Linked DNA regions of Homo sapiens: region 2 is linked to region 1. The links are chromatin contacts, found by Hi-C in ENCODE. All regions are on one chromosome and are shown on one strand. The core of a region is the stretch at or near the end of the contact, and the rest is flanking DNA. Distances in the headings are between cores, read along the strand shown. Region 1 has its middle 72 kb from the start of LINC03007. Region 2 holds the start of PLEKHA8 (pleckstrin homology domain containing A8).

Region 1 (3,457 bases), core at 538-3,037:
GAGGAGGCATAAAATAATGCCTCAAGTTATTTACTTTTAAGACTACAAAATTAAATATGAATTGAGTTAAATGTAATCCACATACTGATGTAAATTTAAAAAGACAGTAATTAAGCAAATTTTCCTACCTTTGTTACATGTCAAAAAGTATTTAGAAGAATAAACGTTACACCATACTGACCTAACAAGAAAACTTTTCCATTCCCCTTGATCTTATAATTTTCCACAAACCATTATTCTCCACTGAGAGCACTCTTAACTTCTTACTAATACAGAAATTCTTCGGAATCCTCTATCATTTCTGTGCTGGAGGCCCAGAAATTGCAGAATCGGAAAGGTGTAATTTGTTTTCCAGTGGAGAGAGAAAGAATTTTGGCTGTGAATTTTAATTTCTGTTTAAATAAAGGCCCATAGCCTGCCAAAAGAAGTAATTCTTTCTTACTTTTTTTTTCGTGAAACGGCCTTGTTGACAACTCAGATTTTAAAATGTAATCCAAATTAAGGAACAAAGACTTCCAAATTTAATTTGGAGCAAACAAACTACCATAATAACTTTTCTGAAAACTGTAAAAATGTTACCCAGTATAAACGCGCAGACAATATGTTTTAAAACTTAGGTTCCTGAAGATCGTGTTCATCCTTTCATTTTCCAGGTATTTGTCACTTGACATCTTATTTCATAAATCGTGAAAAGGTACGTCTATGTTCAGTTCGACCTAAAACAGGGAAAATTTTTGTAAAAAAAAAAAGAAGAAAAAAGAAAAAAAAAGATCAAATCAATCACAAGAAGAATTCTCTTATTAAAAAACTGTCAACCGAGTATCCCTGGGGCATTTTACTGTTGGAAACAATTTTAACACATACATCATTCATAAGCAATTCATAAATGCTTAGCTCGAAAGAATTTTCCATCCTTTCTCTGCTTCAGTGCAACTCGGCTCTCCCTAGCTCTGCTAGTGGAAAATTAGGAAGACAGGGAATTCATAGCAAAGGAAAAAATGAATTCTAGTGAAGGAATAATTTTTATTGCACAAAAATTTTGCTTCACACACGGCCAGCCAGGAGCAGTGGCCCTTACACAGATTAAAATAAAATTAATTTGGGGGCGGATAGATTGGTGATCTCTACTTATTTCATGTTACAACTCTTAACGACTTGTAAGAACCAACGAAAAAAATGCATTTAGAAACAGAATTCTCTCAAAAGGGCGAATTAAGACGAATTTTTTCAGAAAGCCATTTATTTCCTTCAGGCCCTTGGCTCAGTCTGGCGAGGCTGGCGGGAGACCCGCCCATACCCCCCGGGAGACAGGCGGGACACCGGGTTCTCGAGTTACAAAGCAGCCCTGGGTGCCCGCCCACTATTTATGCAAAATAAACACGCCCTCTTTATTAAACCAGCCAATGATCAAACGGCATCCTGCCCGGCGGGAGGTGGGGCCGAGGAAGGAAGCACTCAGCAAACCCAGCTCCGCGCGCCTCGGCCCGCTCCGCCTCTTCCTCGTGCCCTTCCTCCTCCGTGCTCCGCCCGCAGCTAGGCCCCTCCCACTCAGCTGGCGTCTGTGCGCTCCGGGAAGAGGTGGGAAATTGGGCGGAGCCGGGGGCGGGGGGAGATGCTCGCGGTTTCTCATTTACATGCAGCCACACTATTGGCTTAGGCTGGCGGTGAAAGGACAAATTAGGGGCGGGTAGCTTGTCAAAGTGCACTTCACGGATTGGCTTAGGCTTACGATGACGTAAGAAGGCCGTTTAAGCAAATGAGAGCGCAGGGCTAATGCGCCTCCTCCCTCTCGCCCCACCTCTGTGTGAGCGACCCAGTGAAAGATGAGCCCTTGAGGCACATTCCCTAGTAGATTTAAATGACAAATCTAGAAAGAAGCGGTTTAAATATTTATGAAGAGGCGGAGAGGTGTAGAGTGTCTTCCGGAAACGCTTCTGATTGGCTGGTGTTTTCAAGCAAGTGTTAGCTTTATGAAATGAGTGAGTACCCCCAGATCAATTCAATGATTATGTTTCGTGCTTCGGTTTTTCTTCTTCCAAAAGCGCCACACCATATACATCTATTTATTTTCTCAGTAATTGGTTGCATGTGTGGTCCGAGGGGCTCACTTTTGTCACATTTTCACTCTCAATATATTTTGTTTTTTGTAAATCATGTCTTATTTTCATCAATTTTAAAATGCAAAGATCTGGGACAGATGGAAACAATTAGAACCTCCGCTCTGCTGATGTGTATAATCTTATTAGTTTAATGGGTCACAGGGTGCAGGACCTATTTCCTATAGATCAAAGTGAAAACAAACACGGTTAATATCCCATTTTGTTTTAGAACCACATCGGATCGGGTTCCCTCTCTGGGCCGTGGTAATGACAATATTAAGAGAGCTTGGGTTGCCTTGAAGTTTAGAGGGAAAATTGAGTCATGAAGCATTTTGGTTTAAAAATGCATTGATATTAACACCAGGTAGCCGGTTGCCAGGTCCCTGAGCTCTCTTGCGTTTATCACAACAGCATGGCTTTTTAAAGGATTTCAGTAATGCTCGTTTTGATCTTTTGCCTTAAAGCAAGTGAAAAATCATGCTTATTTGGTTGTTAATTATACCAGTTCTCAGGTTTCCTCTATTCAGGCTCAGTGCAAAACTTCCGAGCCCTTGGTGTAATTTTCAACTATGACTTCTTAATGATTTTTTTTCTTCATCTGTGGATAGTAGTCACAGACTCTTTTCAGAATTTAATTTAAAAAAAAAAGTTAAGGAGCCACATGACCGCCACCCAAAATGCAGCATTTCATTTCAGGGAGTTCCTGACCGCCTAAGGCCACTCCATAGACTCCTAAATATCTGTGAACTCCGGTATCAGAACCCACACCTTAAGGAAATGTCTTTCATATTTTGAGTTGTGTTCGGTTGTGTTATTCCGAGGCCAAAATATAATCTTCTAAGCACCTACGGGGTTGGACCAGAGCCTCTCTCTTCGTGACAAAGACCCCCTTTGGAAACCTCCCGCAGCAACTTCTCACCCCAATAAATTAAATGCAGCCGCAGTGTGGTCCATTACACTGGAGTGTGAGGTGACGGCCCCTGTCAAAGGTGAACGGCCCAGTACAGCCCCTTAAATATTCCTACAGATAATAAATATCTGTGTAAGGAAGGGATGTAAAAGTTTCCTATTCGTTTGGAAAGCTCGGTACTACAACAATGAATAAACATTGCAGACTGATGAATGCCCCCAAGTCCCTCCACAGAGGCGGCGGGGAGAGAACCAGATCTTAAAAAATTTTTCACTCTAGGCCTGGAGGCCGGGTGCTGCGGCCACCCGTGCCTCGACGTGTTCCTCCGCACGGGCTCTAGGAATGTAAATACCACGAGTTGAGACAGGTCTGGGCCCCGGACAGAGCGGTCCGTGGTTTTAGCAATTCATTTTAATTCCGAAGCGGTCCAGTGCATTTGCTTTCACTT
Region 2 (3,457 bases), core at 473-2,972, 4.2 Mb before region 1:
TGCCAGGTCGAGCCTCCTCCCCTTAGGTTAGCAGTGTTGATCAGCCTCTGTCATCCACCAAACCAAAGCCTAGCTTTGAGTTATTCTCATCTAATCTAATTGCAGACATCACTGAAGGTCCTTGACGCAAACAAGAAAAACCTCTTCTCATTTAGTCTCTATTAATGATTACAGAAAAAAAATAAACAGGTGAACTCACTGCTAATTACACTAAGCAAAGGGAAGAGATTCTGGGTACGCCCAATAGGGGCACCTTTGGCTGTGCTGTGTGACCTCCTCGAAGTTACTATGTATGCCAACTGATCCTCCCACACACACCCATTCTTAAAACACCCGGCGCATTACCATACTACAACCTTTTAAAAACTATCCCACAAAAGAAAGAAAACGTCTCTCACCCACTCTAAGGGATACTGGGAACATTTCTGCTTTCAAACACACTGCCTTTAAAATTTTAAAGACCTAATTCATTTTCTGTGATAAAAAGTTTACTTCCAAAAAAGTGGCTAGCACAGTTTCCAGCATATAGTAGGCTTGTATTAAATACTAGTTGCACACATGACAAAAATGATCGTTCTGAATAATTTTCACAGCTGTAGAACAGTTACAACCTTCTCAAGATATGAAGCTTTTACCTCCACAAACTAGAAAAAAAGGGCGGGGACTATTTTAAAGCCAATCTGTAAGGCACGGCAAGAAAGTTGCAAATATTTGCATTCATTTAACGGTAATTTCTGAGTCTGTAAAACAAAAGGAAATGCTCAACGAGAAAATAAAAAACCTTGTGCAGAGCTTTGAAACTGTGGAGTTGGGACTCTTGACACCCTGGTGTGCACGCAGATGACTCTGAAGGTGACAAAGGGAAAGTGTTTGCACTGAGGACTTTGATAAAGGATCTTTCCGCTGTGGAATTCCAGGTTACTGCTGGCATTCTTTTGAAACCTTCCAACCTAGCTGCGAGCCAAGGGAGTACGGTTCCTTCGCCAAAATTCAAGAGATTCCCAGAGAACCCCACGGCGGGGCGTCTGCGCCTTCCTCCCGCTGACATCAAGAGCACCGTGCCTTTCAAGTCACCCAAAATCTCAGTCTTTGTAGCCTTCCTTGAAGCGAAAGGGCAGCCACAGCTCTTAACCAACCCCAAGAGAGGGCCGTGTCGTCCTGCACGGCGACACGGTCCCGTGAGAGAACTGCTTTGGGAAATACTCCCGCTCCGCGCTGGCCTCAGGAAAGGGCCGTGACCCCCTCCCTAAGACGGGTCCAGACACCGCCCTCCAGCCGCGCAGACAAAGGACCGGCCCCCGGCGCGCCCCCGGCCCGGCACGGCCACTCACCGCTCAGATAGTTGGTCCACTTGTACAGCACCCCCTCCATGGCGCCCGCGGCCACTCGGCCCACGCCCGCCGGCCCCCTCACTGCCCCAGGCCCCAAGAGGCGAGGAGCACCAGCAGCAGGGCCATCGCCTGGCGCTGCCCAGACGCCCACTCCCGGCGCCCGGGCCCGGTGTGGGGACGCCCGGCCCGCCTCACATCCTCGGCCCGGGGGCGGGGTCACTGCGGCGGCCTCGGCGCTTGAAGCCCAGCCAGCCGGTGAACCCGTGGGGCGAAGCCGGCACGCTGTTCACAAGGAGGCCCGGGTCCGGGCCCTACGTGGGTCGGAGGGGCAGCCGAAGCCTCCAAAGTGCGGCGAACGAGCTGCCGGTCGCAGGCGGCGCCACGGCGCACCACCTGAACCCTCGACTCGCCGGGCCCGGGACGCGCTCGCGCATGCCCAGGGCGCCGCTCGCGCGCCCCTTCCCAAAATCCACTCCGGGATTTCGCGGCAGCGGCGGCGGGGCGGAGTTTGCGGGAACGGCCCGCAGGGAAATTGAGTCCCGAGACGCGGACTGCGGACTAGGCGACGGGAGGAGGGAGGCCCCTGAGACAAGTGTGGAGCGCAGTTCTGACTGTAAATGGTGCCCGCCGTTTGAGGGTCTACGTGACCTCTCACGATACCTCCTGAGTTCTAGTCCCTATTCTTGTTCCAAAGCTGCCTAATTGATCTCACACACTTGAGGTAACCAATAACAGGGCGTAAAGAGATTATTGGAATTTCAGGGTAGAATACTATGAGGCCAGTGTAAACAGATGTTGTCCAGACTCTAAGGTCTCACTATGGAAGTGTTGATCTACTGACCCGGAGCACTGACATCACCTAAGAGCTTGTTAGAAATGCAGAATCTTGCACCCACCCCAGACCTCCAGATCAAAATCTGCATTTTAAACAAGATCTTCAGGGGGATTCCTATGCACATAGAGTGCGGATATGCACTGTGTTAAGGTTATTAGACCAGAAAAAATGTTAACTACAGATTAAGTGGAAAGAGGAGGTGAGAAAAGACTACAATACGATTTAAATCGCTTTAAGTATATGTCACAGAAGCATGCACCAAAATATTAAGAGGATTGTTTGCGGCTGGTGGTGGTATCGGCGAGCTTTCTTTTTCTTTAAAGTTGCCTGATTTAGTAAATAAAAATGCAAAACCATTATTCGTTATGTATCTGAAATTCCAACTTGATTCGACTCCCCAATATTATCTGGAAATCTTACTTTAGTGCTTTCCAATTTCTTCCAAAATGACTTCAATGAACATGCATTACTTTTGAACTTAGGCAAAAAATGTAAAACTAGAAAATGTAAACTACGATGAGGCTGTGTAATTCGTAACCATGATTACCATTTCTTCTTTAAAGCGGAAGTCTGCAAGTCGAAACTCATTATTTACCCTGTAAGGTAACTTAAGGGATAAATTATTAGCAGCCATAACATGACGTGGTGCTGTGGAATGAATCAGACCTGGTTTGAAGGCAGAGCTCATTTGCTTCGGGGCCAAACAACCTTAAGCAGGACAGTTAATATCTCCTGGTGTAAATTTACTTCTCTTTTAAATGGGAAAAAAGAACCTGCCTTACTGGGTGTAGTGAGGTTCATGCAACGGGAACGCGCTTTGTGAACCCTCAAGCAGTATGTCAGTCTTTACAGTTTATAAGCAATAGCAAAATCCTAGGATTGTGGCATCTTGGGGGGCCGCTCTCCAACGGCGAGAGTAAACGAGTCTTTCCTGGAACCCCGAAGATTTCATAGGGCCCCGGGACTCTTCCTACGTCTCTCAGCAGGGTTCTTCACAGAGATAAATCAGCCGGAGGAGTTTCCGGTTGGCTCTGCGCCCCGCCCCTCTCCCAAAATCCACGCTGGTTGAATGCTGAAATCCACCGGGCTCTAGGACCACAAGGGATGATCCGCCGCTTGGCAGCTGCCCGGCTCTACCGGGCTGTAAATTCCATCGTTGCAGCGTCATTGGCTTGAGAGCTGCCTGAAGGACAGCACCAATAGCCAATGGGAGGCTGCTATTCCCAGGCGGCCGCGTTATAAGAGCCAGTCAGGCCGGCATTTGGGCTTAACTCTTTAAAGGTAGGTTCGT

Evidence for each region. Hi-C counts contacts between places; a loop is a spot of excess contacts on that map. Pooled maps may share reads with other maps.
Region 2: a map of CD4-positive, alpha-beta memory T cell shows a loop between it and region 1 (18-fold over the local background). The contact joins the promoter of PLEKHA8 here to the enhancer-like site in region 1. A Hi-C loop is called at or near these places in 2 of 168 maps with a recorded cell type or tissue (CD4-positive, alpha-beta memory T cell and naive thymus-derived CD4-positive, alpha-beta T cell), 2 of 37 single-sample maps with no recorded cell type and 14 of 50 pooled maps.

Annotation. Positions count from the first base shown.
Region 1 is chr7:25,860,666-25,864,122 of GRCh38, reverse strand. No RefSeq gene overlaps it. Among named protein-coding and RNA genes, the nearest start is that of LINC03007, 72 kb to the right of the region's middle. RefSeq lists a silencer at 1,358-1,467. Within about 2 kb of position 1,787, at least 2 of the 41 ENCODE cell types and tissues checked have a DNase peak (open chromatin) inside an H3K27ac peak, as active enhancers do.
Region 2 is chr7:30,026,677-30,030,133 of GRCh38, reverse strand. It overlaps PLEKHA8 (pleckstrin homology domain containing A8), which reads right to left and starts at 1,722. Exons shown (of 14, transcript NM_001197026.2): 1 at 1,332-1,722. The coding sequence starts at 1,371. It overlaps FKBP14-AS1 (FKBP14 antisense RNA 1), which reads right to left. Exons shown (of 3, transcript NR_187577.1): 3 at 2,893-3,457. FKBP14 (FKBP prolyl isomerase 14) reads left to right here and starts at 3,432. Exons shown (of 4, transcript NM_017946.4): 1 at 3,432-3,457. RefSeq lists enhancers at 1,001-1,120, 3,027-3,176 and a silencer at 1,281-1,610.